Regions from separate parts of the Homo sapiens genome. Here region 1 is linked to region 2. A link is a contact called in ENCODE Hi-C or POLR2A ChIA-PET data. All regions are on one chromosome and are shown on one strand. Each heading gives the region's core, a stretch centred on a gene start or an enhancer-like site at or near the end of the contact. The rest is flanking DNA. Distances are from core to core; before and after follow the strand shown.

Evidence for each region. A loop is a pair of places that touch in the nucleus more often than their neighbours do. ChIA-PET counts read pairs that join two places held with the same protein, here RNA polymerase II (POLR2A). Pooled maps may share reads with other maps.
Region 1: a loop to region 2 is called in a map of sigmoid colon, with 5 times the contacts of the local background. The contact joins the promoter of AP5Z1 here to the promoter of MAFK in region 2. A Hi-C loop is called at or near these places in 1 of 168 maps with a recorded cell type or tissue (sigmoid colon), 1 of 37 single-sample maps with no recorded cell type and 6 of 50 pooled maps. POLR2A ChIA-PET finds 5 or more read pairs at or near these places in 1 of 52 experiments (activated T-cell).

Annotation. Positions count from the first base shown.
Region 1 is chr7:4,771,095-4,777,281 of GRCh38, forward strand. It overlaps AP5Z1 (adaptor related protein complex 5 subunit zeta 1), which reads left to right and starts at 4,529. Exons shown (of 17, transcript NM_014855.3): 1 at 4,529-4,662. The coding sequence starts at 4,622. It overlaps FOXK1 (forkhead box K1), which reads left to right. Exons shown (of 9, transcript NM_001037165.2): 9 at 1-348. RefSeq lists enhancers at 3,271-3,947, 3,948-4,624, 3,998-4,047, 4,088-4,177, 4,608-4,677 and 2 more and a silencer at 4,358-4,487.
Region 2 is chr7:1,526,870-1,533,047 of GRCh38, forward strand. It overlaps MAFK (MAF bZIP transcription factor K), which reads left to right and starts at 3,833. Exons shown (of 3, transcript NM_002360.4): 1 at 3,833-4,029. LOC100128653 (a long non-coding RNA gene) reads right to left here. Exons shown (of 1, transcript NR_149036.1): 1 at 5,584-6,178. RefSeq lists silencers at 3,663-3,932, 4,423-4,552 and enhancers at 5,869-6,018, 5,944-6,178.

The sequences.
Region 1 (6,187 bases), core at 3,279-5,778, 3.2 Mb after region 2:
GCTGCACCCCAGCACCGGGAGGGGGCACGCACGACACCAGAGGAAGGGACAGCCCCACCCATGTCAACAGCAGGCAACCTGTGTTTTCATTTCAAGTGGGATACAGTATTTTTTTAATAAGGAGCCATACTTTTTTTTAAGAGTTTGAGATCTGAATGTGATTTCTAATTGTATCAGACGTTAATGTTTTAAAGCTATAACAAAGTTTAAAATTTCTACTTTTTGTTTTTCATTTATTTTAACTGTTCTTTTATCTATTAAATTGTTGTATGTGGATGGGGAAGTTTTGTTTCTCCTCTTAGCATTTGTTTCTATAACCAGAAATAAAATTCTATATTAAAGAAATGACCCTGCGGCTCCGGTGTGGTCCTTCTGCGCAGGTGGCTACTGAAGGTGGCGGACGGACAGACGGCCTGGACACACAGACACCAGGCCCCTGGACACATAGGCTCCCGACCCCCTGGATACACAAACACCTGACCCCCTGGACACACAGGCTCCTGACCCCCGGACACACAGACCCCTGAGCCCCTAGACATACAGGCACCTGGCCCCCTGGACACAGAGGCTCCCGACCCCCTAGACATACAGGCTCCCGGCCCCCTGGACACACAGGCCCCTGACCCCCTGGACACACAGGCCCCTGACCCCCTGGACACACAGACCCCTGACCCCTGGACACACAGACCCCTGAGCCCCTGGACATACAGGCTCCCGGCCCCCTAGACACACAGGCTCCCGACCCCCTGGACACACAGACCCCTGACCCCTGGACACACAGACCCCTGAGCCCCTGGACATACAGGCTCCCGGCCCCCTGGACACACAGGCACTGCGCCCCCCTGCTCCAGAGGCTGAAGGGCGGCTGCTGATAAGGGAAGTCGCCCATAGGTCCCTGGTGTCCCGTTCCTGGCTCACACAGGAGATGCTTCTGCAGGTGCCTGTGGCTCCTGGAGTCAGTGACCCCCACCCACTGAGAGTGCTCTAAGCGAGGATGTTTGCAGCTCCAGGAATGTGAAGACAACGTGTGTCTCCCCTCAGACATGGCAAAGGCAGAAACCAGCTGAGCCAACCCCCTGCCCCTGGCACACGCCCACATCCTGGCTGGGGGGCACTTGCAGGTACTCGTTGCTGCCCCAGTGGCTCCTGGGCAACTGTGGGTCCTTCCTGCTGGCCCTTGGCTAGATGAGAATTTCTACCCATGTCCAAGATGGGTAGAAATGTACGTGGGTAGAAATTCTCTCAGGCCTTACTTATTGTAGGTGTGGGGCCTGGGGGGTGGGGATGGCATTGACTTTGGAACTACACAGACCTGGGTTCAAGTTCCTACTGTGTCCTTACCAGCTGTGGGACTTCAGCTTGCAATGCGCCCCACTTCTTCACATGCAGCACAGGCACCCCCACCCCACAGGCCTGGCGCCCCGAAGCTCAGCTGCGATGCCATCAGTCACTGTCTCTTCTGAGAGTCCCCCAGACTTATGAGACCCTTGGGTGTGTCTGTGTGACTGCCTCCGACAGACTTGACAGTGGTGCATGCTTGTCACATGTCTCTCTTCTGTCAAGGTTCTGTAGTGTTTGCATGTGACTCCCTCAGTTCAATAACTTGCATTTTTCCGATGGCACAGTTACCCACCATTGCAGGTAAGGTTTCACTGCTTCTCTGTCTTCCTTCAAGTTACTCCATTTCCATTGTAAGAGGTTAACATAACTTTAACAGATTAGTTCTAGTTTAAGATGTCAGCCCAGGCTGGGCGCGGTGGCTCACGCCTGTAATCCCAGCACTTTGGGAGGCCAAGGCGGGTGGATCATTTGAGGTCAGCAGTTCAAGACCAGCCTGGACAACATGGTAAAACCCCGTCTCTACTAAAAAAAATACAAAAAATTAACTAGGCATGGTGGCTTGCACCTGTAATCCCAGTTACCTGGGAGGCTGAGGCAGGAGAACTGCTTGAACCCAGGAGGTGGACGTTGCAGTGAGCTGAGATCACGCCACTGCACTCCAGCCTGGGGGACACAGCAAGACTCAGTCTCAAAAAAAAAAAAAAAGAAAAAAAAGAAAAACATTTTAGCCCAATAGCAAACATGAGTGAGAAGCGTATGTAGGCTTCCTCCAGGGATCTGCGTTGGCTAATTATTAATTGCATCTTTCCTTTTTAAGATGTTGTCTTTGTGTTTGTTTGTTTGCTTGCTTGTTTAGAGACAGGGTCTTGCCATGTTGCCCAGGCTGGTCTTGAACTGGGCTCAAGCGATCCTCCTGCCTCGACCTCCCAGTGTTTGGATTACAGGTGTGAGCCACCGTGCCTGGCCTTTTTTGCTTTTGATTAGCACAACCATTTTTCACTAGTGAGACCTTAAAATAATATTTTACACTAATGTAAATATTTTGTAAGAAACAAGTCAAATATTACCCCTGGTAAAATTGCTTAAGGTCGTGTCTGTGTGAAGAGAGAGAGGGAGAGAGAGATTGAGATTCCTGGCACACAGTTGGAATCTCAGTTAAAGTTAGCTTCCCTGTGAACCTGGTATCTATACAACAAAGAGGGGTGCATCTCTCAGAACCCCAGAAGACATACAATTGTGCACTGCAGCTCTATTCGTTATTGTCAAAATCTGGAAACCGACCAAATATTCATGGACGAACAAGAAAAGCTAAGTACGGTACGATTCCATTTGCATGAAGTATAAAAAGACGCAAAACTAATCTCTGGTGATAAGAGAGACTAGCAGTTACTTGTGGGGGAAGGGAGTGGGCGTTGACTGGGAGGGGGCCACAGCGGGGAACCTCTGGGGAGCTGGAAATGGTCTAGGTCTTGAACTCAAACCATGGCAGGAACATTTACACCACAGAAATTATCAAACACAAATCAACCCCCGGCTCCCCACCGTCGCCAATGGAGCCGAGGCTTAAGACATTTGCAAATTTACCACCGATTTCTAGAAATGTAAATAGTGGAGTTCATTTAAGATTTGTGCGCTTTGGTGTGGACGTTTTACCCTAGTAAACGTTAAACACTGGCAGTAGGCTTTCCATAGACTACCTGTCACCAGCTTTCCTTTGCCAGTCTTCAACCTGCGGCTCCAGGGGCACCCGCCGCACTCCACCGACTCCCATCCACCGCTCACCATCCACCGATTCCCATCTCTTCATTCTCTGCACCAGGTGCCCTCAGACATCACTGGGCGCCCTAGGGCATCTCAAAGCCATGTTTGGAACTCCTGCAGGAAGCCCTCCCTCCTCCTCCTCCTTCCTTCCATCCAGGGGTCTTCTCGGGGCTTATCCCTTCAAGGCCTAACCTTGACCCACCCTATCTACGCAACATTGATTCCCACCCCTACCCTATTCCCCAGAACCTTCAGCAGTGCCTAGCGCAGCTAGGACTCAATCATCGCTTGTCCACTTAATGAATGACTCTTGGCACAAATTTCCTCGTCCTTTTCTGCCCCAGACAGACACCCCACAAACATGAAGTTACCCTTGATTTTTCCACTTTCTTCCTCCTGCCTGCAAATTCCTCAATCACAGGTGGTGCAAATCCTACCTCTAAATGGTACTGAATCTGCCTACTTTCGGGGCAACCTCCCTTACCTGGACCACAACTGCACCAGCCTCCTTTCTCCCTCAGGAGCTTCCCAATCCATTATCTCCCCTGCGGCCAGAGATCAGTTTCCTCCTGGGGTGCATTTAAGCCATAGGAAGCAGATCGCTACCCTAGGCCCGTCCCTCCCCACCCCTTGGTCTGGACACCCTCTGGGCTCATCTTAGGCCGCAGTCGCCGAAGCCTTCCTCCTCCGGTTGGACCCCCAACCAGGTCAGGCTGTCATAGCGTTTATCATGACGCTGGCGTGTCGCCCTGTGTCCCTCGGCCGTCTGCAGGATGGCAAACTTATGGCCAGGGCCCAGCACATTTGGGCACCCAACACATCCGTTAGAATGAACAGAAACTTCCCCTCTCCGAGCCTGTGGCCTCATCTGTAAAACAGAGATCGCGAGATCCCATGAATACCGTGGGGATTGAATAAGGGATTTTTTCGTTTCAAGCAGCAGGAACAGCGCGGGATGGGTGCTCAATAAATGGGAGCTCAAAAAATCCCCAAAACTGCCCAGAGCCGCGGCTATTCCTTGCAAACTGCTGGACACTGCTGGGCTCAGCCCACAAGTGTCGGAGTTTGCATCAGATTTTCAGGTCGTACTTAGCAAAGGGACTCCCGCACGACAAAGCTGTTTACGAAACAGAAACCAGAACTGGGGCAGTGACACTTTGGGGCCAGCAATGCCCTCTCCCAAAGCCCCAGGCGCCCAATTTCCGCCGAAATGCTTTCCGGGGTCGAAGGGCGCCGGGGCTCCAGAGTGCCGAGGTTCCGGGGTCGCGCGATTCCGCAGCTCCCAGGCGCCGACCCGGACCCCCGGCCGCGGCACCTACGCCCCGCCCCAGTCGCTCCACGCCAAAGCCCATTGGTCGGCAACCTGTCCCTCCTGCTCATGTGATGCGGCACGTGACGCAGCCACGTAAGGCCGCTGCGCTCACGTGACGCGGTCCCGGAAGTTGACCGGGGTGCGGAGCTCCTGGGCTGCAGCTCCTGGAGTTTCCGAGGTTCGTGCGCGTCTGGTGGCGGCGGCGTGATGTTCTCGGCAGGAGCGGAGAGTTTGCTCCACCAGGCCAGGTACGGGGGAGCTGCGGCCCCGGCCCTCCTTCCTGCATCTCTCCCTAGGGGCACACGGGGGTGGGTCTCACAGGGCAGGGGCTTGGGCGCCAGCCTTGCAGGAACCCGACTGGACTCGCCCTCGAGACTTGGGGATCGGGTAAGGCAACACGGCGGCCAGGCTTGGGGTGAGGAGGTCGGGGAGGGTCATGGTGGGTCCCCGGAGGAGGTGACACTTGAGCAGAGTCTTGGTGAGTGAAAGCAAGTGGGGTGGGACCCAGTCGACAGTTTAGTCAAAGGCTTGGCGGTGAGAACTCCGCGTCTGGCAGGAAATCGGGCAGCCGGGAGATTTCAGTGCCTCACAGTCAAGAACGCAAAGTCACAGTGTCCGGAGGCCTGCTAAGGAATAAGGCTGTGTGCCAGGCTGGGGAGCTGGAGGCCATCCGAGGGCTTTGCGGAACCGTGGGAGGGTTTTGTGACTTAAAAAGATCTCTCTTGCGCGGATGTATTAGCTAGGCTGAGAAATCACCCTCCAGGCTGGTTTCAGGCTGTGTCTGGACTCCCAGTAACGAGTGAGTAGCTCCTTCCTCACCAACTAACCAGTCATGGGGGAAAACAGTGTAAGCCAGGACTGAACAGACTCACGGTCCACCAAACAGGCAAAGACTTCATACTACATGTTTAAAAGAAGAAAATGCTGACCGGGCGTGGTGGCTCACGCCTGTAATCCCACCACTTTGGGAGGCCAAGGCAGGCGGATCACCTGAGGTCAGGAGTTCGAGACCAGCGTGCCCAACATGAGGAAACCACGTCTCTACTGAAAATACAAAAAAAAAAAAAAAAAAAAAAATTAGCCGGGCGTGGTGGTGGGTGACTGTAATCCCAGCTACTCGGGAGGCTGAGGCAGGAGGATTGCTTGAACCTGTGAGGTGGAGGTTACAGTGAGCTGAGATGGCGCCACTGCACTCCAGGCTGGGGGACAGAGCGAAACTCCGTCTCAAAAGAAAAAAGAAAAAAAGTAAAGAAAATACAGCCAGCACTACAGCCCCTTGGTAAACGTAAACAAACTTGGTGAGGTGAGAGGCCGAAGCAGGAGAAGTGCATGAACCCAGGAGGCCGAGGGTGCAGTGAGCCAAGATCGCACCACTGGACTCCAGTCTGGGTGACAGAACGAGACTCCATGTCAAAACAAACAAGCAAACCTGGACTCAGAGCTAGACCAATTGGTGGGAAAGATTCGGGTGGTTGAAATTGCTGTGATTATAGTGAGTGAGGTCTTGAAGGCAGGTTAAGTTCTAAAGCCCGAACAGGACAAAAATCTCTGATCAAAATAACCCTTAAGAGTCCACTCATTAGGAAGAGGCTTGGTGAATATGCAGCACCATCTCCCAGCAGCTCAACATAGGCAACCTTCCCTTCAATCCTGGACAGATATGTCATTCATGTGAATGTGGGGACTATATGAAAATGAAAAATACTGGCATCTCAGCATGTAACATGTTAATCCCAAGGTCCTTGCCAAGAGACAAGGAAAAACACCCACTGA
Region 2 (6,178 bases), core at 2,583-5,082:
ATGATCTATTCACCTCCTTTGCCTTCTTTTATTGGTTGTGTTCTTTCATACACGTTTAGGAGCCCTTTGCCTGGTAGATCTGAGTTGCAAGTATTTTTCCTAGTGTGTGCTTTGTGTTGTGACTTTACTTCCGAGGATTTTTGCCTTGAATCTGTTTTGTGGTATTTAGATTTTTAATCATGATTAGAGTAACCTTTTTCCACTCTGAAGTTATAAAGAAAGTTACATATGTTTTCTTCAAGGCTGGGCACAGTTGCTCATGCCTGTAATCCCAGCTCTTTGGGAGGCTGAAGCAGATGGATTGCTTGAGCCCAGGAGTTCAAGAACAGCCTAAGCAGCCTAGTGAGACCCTATCTCTATTTAAAAATATAAAAGTTAGCTGGGCATGATGGTGCATGCCTGTAGTCCCAGCTACTTGGGAGGCTGAGGCAGGAGGATTGCTTGAGCCCAGGAGGTCCGGGCTGCAGTGAGCCAGGATCGTGCCACTGCCCGCCAGCTTGGGTGGCAGAATGAGATCCTGTTTCAAAACACACACACACACACACACACACACACACACACACACACACACACACACACTTTTTCTTTTTTTGGAGACAGAGTTTTGCTCTTGTTTCCCAGGCTGGAGTACAATGGTGCAATCTCGGCTCACTGAAGCCTCCGCCTCCTGGGTTCAAGTGGTTCTCCTGCCTCAGGCTCCCGAGTAGCTGGGACTACAGGCGTGAGTCACCACATCTGGCTAATTTTGTATTTTTAGTAGACATGGGGTTTCTCCATGTTGGTCAGGATGCTCTTGAACTCCCGACCTCAGGTGATCTGCCCGTCTCAGCCTCCCAAAGTGCTGGGATTATAGGCATGCGCCACCACACTCAGCTAATTTTGTATTTTTAGTAGAGACAGGGTTTCTCCATGTTGGTCAGGCTGGTCTTGAACTCCTGACCTCAGGTGATCCACCCACCTTAGCTTCCCAAAGTGCTGGGATTACAGGCGTGAGCCAGCTTGCCCAGCCAGAACTTAACATTTTTTTACAAAAGGAACTACTAAATGATGAAAAATTTCTGGAGATGGATGATGGCAATGTTTGTACCACAACGTGAATGTACTTAACGCCACCGAACCGTACACTTAGAATGGTTAACTTGGCCTAGTGTGATGGCCACCATGCCCAGCCTATTCACCTAATCACACCTGTGATCTTAGCACTTTGGGAGGCTGAGGTAGGAGGATTGCTTGAGGCCAGGAGTTCAAGACCAACCTGACCAACGTAGCAAGACCCTATCTCTGAAAAAATATTTTTTTAACTTAAAAAAAATGGTTAAAATGGTAAATTCTATGTGATGTTTACTTTACCACAATAAAAAGTAAACTTTGGCTAGGCACAGTGGCTCATGCGTGTAATCCCAACACGTTGAGAGGACGAGGCGGGAGGATCACTTGAGCCCAGGAGTTCAAGACCAGCCTAGGCAACAGAGCAAGATCCTGTCTCTACAAAAAAAAACAAAGAAAATTAGCCAAGCGTGGTAGCACCAGCCCTTGGTCCCAGCTACTTAGGAGGCTGAGGTGGGAGGATCACTTGAACCTGGGAGGTGGAGGCTACAGGGAACTGTGATTGCACCAGTGAACTCCAGTTTGGGCGACAGTGAGATGTTGTCTCATAAAACAAACATAAATAAATAATTCAAAATTTTAAAAATTAGGCTGGATGCAGTGGCTCACGCCTGTAATCCCAGCACTTTGGGAGGCCAGGGCGGGTGGATCACCTGAGGTCAGGGGTTCGAGACCAGCCTGGCCAACATGGTGAAACCGTCTCTACGAAAAATACAAAAATCAGCCGGTGTGGTGGCGCACGCCTGTAATCCCAGCACTTTGGGAGGCCGAGGCAGGCAGATCACAAGGTCAAGAGATTGAGACCATCCTGGCTAACATGGTGAAACCCGTCTCTACTAAAAATACAAAAAAAAAAAAAATTAGCCGGGCGTGGTGGCAGGCATCTGTAGTCCCAGCTACTCAGGAGGCTGAGGCAGAAGAATTGTTTAAATCTGGGAGGCGGAGCTTGCAGTGATCCGAGATCGTGCTACTGCACTCCAGCCTGGCAACAGAGTGAGACTCCATCTCAAAACAGCAACAAGAACAAAAACAAAATTTAACCAGACGTGGTGGTGGGCACCTGTGATCCCAGCTACTCGAGGGGGCTGAGGCAGGAGAATCACTTGAACCTGGGAGGCGGAGGCTGCAGTGAGCCGAGATGGTGCCACTGCACTCCAGCCTGGACGACAGAGTGAGACTCCATCTCAGAAATAAATAAATACAAATTAAAAAATTAAAGAGATAATAAAAGTGTGTGATTAGTAACAAAAGCCTGCTATGGAAAGAATGCATTTGGGTTAGAGGAGCGACACCATGAGTAACGTAAAGAGTCCCGCGGAGATGGCCACAGCTTCTCTGGAGGCTCCCAGCGCATCCCAGGACCCCGAGTGCAGAGTGTGGGCCAGGACAAGGGAAGCACCTTTCCCATCCCCGGGGGATGTCTTTCTGCAAACATCCTGGGGACGTGGGACATTGTCGCTACTGCTGCTGTTGAGTTATTTCTTGGCACCTGTTTCTGCGGCCAGGTTGCAGGCATCACTGTGGCTAGCTGCCCCAGACGGCCGTGTGGGCCTTAGCAAGGAGGGGCCTCCCAGGTGGCCAGTGCAGAACCCGCAAGTGGGGGGGAGAGATGGCCCGGGAGGCTGCCCCCGCGCTCCACAGCAAGAGGCCACTGGGCTGCTGCCTAAATCCCCAGCCACATGGTGGTAAGGACGACACCCAGAAGATGCACAGACCTCCCTGCACTGGCTCCTGAGTCCCACCTGAGCCGAGAAAACAGGCTCCCGGGTCCCACCTGAGCTGAGAAAACAGGCTTCCCAGAACCCCGGGCAGATGCCATGGGTGTCCTGGGGGGCCCTCGGTTGCCCAGGCCTGAAACTCCTCTTCCTGCAGCGCTCAGAGGGGGGCGGGACTTGGGGACCCAGAAGCGTGGCAAGGGGCTCCAGACGGATCCCCTCTCCAGCCTGTCCTCCACCTGTGACAGGAAGCAGAGGCAGCTCCCTCAGGGGCCCGCCCCCACCTGAGGATCCCTCACAGGACTCCTTGGGCCAGTGGTGCCCTAACCCCATCCTGGGCCTGCTGTGTCCCCTGGCAACCACCAGCTGGGGCTTTAGAAGGGGGCTGGCCCCACCCACAGAGGCTGTGATCACTAGCCGCTTATCCCCATTTTTACATTGCTGGTTTGCTTGTTTTGTTTTTTTGAGACAGGGTCTCACCTTGTCACCCAGGCTAGAGTGCAGTGATGAAATCATGGCAGCCTCCACCTTCCAGGTTCAAGCCATCCTCCTGCCTCAGCCTCCTGAATATCTGGGGCCGCAGGCACATACCACCACGCCCGACTAATTTTTGTAATTTTTTTGTAGAGATGGGGGTCTCACTGTGTTGTCCAGGCTGGTCTGGAACTCCTGGGCTCAAGCGATCCTCCTGCTTTGGCCTCCCAAAGTGCTGGGATTACAGGCATGAGCCACCGTTCCCAGCTGGCCTTAATGTTTTTTATGTTTATAGAGACAGAGAATGGGGGAAGGGAGGTTTCGCTATGTTGCCCAGGCTGGTCTTGAACTCCCGGCCTCCAGAGATCTTCCCGCAGGGCCTCCCAAAGCGCGGGGATTGCAGGTGCGCGCGGGGCCAGCGGCCCCCCGGGCGGGAGAGGAGGGCGTGGCCGGGGGGCGTGGCCGCGGGGCGGGGAGGGGGCGTGGCCCGGGGGGCAGGGCGGTGTGACGCGCGCGCCGCGGATCCCGGAAGCGGTGTCAGATGCTGGGGAGCCGGGCGGGCGGGTGCGGTGGCGGCGGGCGGCGCGGGGGCACTTGTTGTTCTTCGCGAAGTCGGAGCCCGAGCGCCAGGCGGCGGCGGCGGCCGAGGGGAGCGCGACAGTGAGCGCCGGCGCGAGGACAGCGCGTGCCCGCGAGGAGCCGCCGCGCGCCCGCGCCCTCCGCGCGACGCCAGGTGAGGGGCGGTGGGGCAGCGGGGCCCGGGCCGCGGCGGGGACGGGGACCGGGGCGCGGGGCCGGGGCTACCTGGCCGCTGAGTCACGGCCGCCTGGGGGCGCGGGCCGAGGGTGGCGGGGTTGGGTGCGCGGGGCCCGAGACCCTCATGCGGCCCGCGGCGCGGCCCGGGCACCTGCCCAGGTGGGCCCCGCCCCGCAGGCCCGGGGGCTTCCCCGGGACGCGAGGCTCTCTCCCCTGCACGTGCCGCCCGGGCCATGCTTGCCGCGCCGGGGGCCCCAGGGCGCGGACCCCAGACCTGGGAGGACGAGGATCCACGCGGGTCGGCGGCGCGCATCGGGCCCGCGCCTTCACACCTGCGGGGGGCGGGGCGGGGCGGGCGCCACGTGCGGGCGGTGCGGGGAGGGCGCGGGCGCGTGGATTCTCCGCGGCTTCCGCCCCAGCGTGGCTTCCGCGTGCGGCCCCGGACTGCCCCCCGCGCTTCCTCCCGGTGACGGGCGGCGCTCTGGCCCAGTGGCTGGGGTCACGCGTGCCCGGGAACGGGGTGGGGGTAACCGGGTCTCCCCACAGGCGGGATCCTGGGACTGGTGTCGCTCTCAGCCGCCCACCTGCCAGGGTTGCTGGAAGGAAGGCCGTGGGGAGGCGGGAGGGGGGCAGGTGACAGTGGCCCCAAGGCTCGTCCCTTTGCTCACGTGTGGGGCAGGGGCTCCGGCCTCTTCCCGCTCCCACTGCGTGAGTTCTTCTGTGCCTCTGTCAAGTTCAGGAAACTGTGTATGTGCCCGTGACTGTGTGTGTCTGCGTCTGCACAGCCTCTAGATCCTGGGGGGTGGGACCAGGCGCCACCGAGAAACCCAGAAAGCCAGGACCCCGCCTGGCCTTGGCCCTTGACCTGGGTCCGCCTGGGACACAGCAGTGGCCCTGCACTGCATTCTCGCGCTCACACCGTGTGTGTCCGTGTTCGCGGGGCCTCCCGTGTCCCTCTCCTGGTGTCCTGCGTCCCTGAGCATGCTGTTTTCTTGCTTCTTAAGTAGCTCTTGTAGCTGAGGCAGAAATTAGATCCACTCACCATTCATTCACCAGGTGACCCACAGGCAGCCAGCCAATCTCTGGCCAGGTGCCTGGCCTTGGGAAGATCCTGAGACTCAAAACGCCCCCCACCGCCCCCCATCGTGGTCTAGGGGATATCTGTGTGGTTCGGCTCTGGCAGCGCCCTTCCCACCCCTCTGATTCTCCAGGGTGGGCTGCCAGGTCTCTTTACTGGCACTGAGGTTTCACCGTCACGGTGTGTTGTTGTAAGGGGTTCTCCAACACAGAGTGGGGTGCCCTATGCAGCTTCTCCAAACCCAATGTCTTCAGGGACATGGAGCATTAAAAGAGCCGTGGGCGGGGTCTGGAGAACATAGGTGGGCTGTGCAGGTGTCTGGGACACACCTACACCCTATTTGGGCGTCCAGTGCCATTTATGAGAACATCTCCCTTTCTTAGGTAACCCAGTAGGAATGTCTGAGTTTGACCTTGGGAGAGGGAGTCTGCTTTTAAAACTAGACCTCTCATTATTCCAAAATAAGACATTTATTAAAGCAGAAAAACCAGGCTTCTCCTGCCTTTTATCCTTGAACCGAGCCAGGGCTTTGAGGGGCTGGTTGCCCGCAGCGTCGACTCCCCAGGTGCTGGTAAACCCGGGAGCCAGCGTTTACCGAGGGTCAGGGTTGTCGGGGCGCCAGCCTTTGTGTGCACCCGGGAGGCTGCTGTTAAGGGAGACCGTCTTCCGGGCCACTTCGCTGTCTACAAGGCGTGTGCTTTCACCCACGGGGCTCAGCGATGGCTGCGTTTGTTTACAGTCTCTGGCAAAGCTGTTTGCCACCCAGACGGAGAAGAAGTTGTGCCTGTTCTTGTCCCAGCTGTTTCTGAGTCTAAAGGTTTCTGGAGTGGACTTTCTGGGTTTCGGGTCCAGTCCACACGGGAAATGGAAATCTGGCCAGCTGAGAGAGGGCTCCGTGTGGCCGCCTTTCAACAGTAAACAGTGACTCACCGCTCCGTCCCCACCCTCCCTGCTCTCCGCGAATGGAAGATGCCTTTCCCCGCTATTTATTTTTGCTTTTTATAAGTCACAGACTCGTCATGTTTCCGCTTTCCTACAGTTTCAGGAA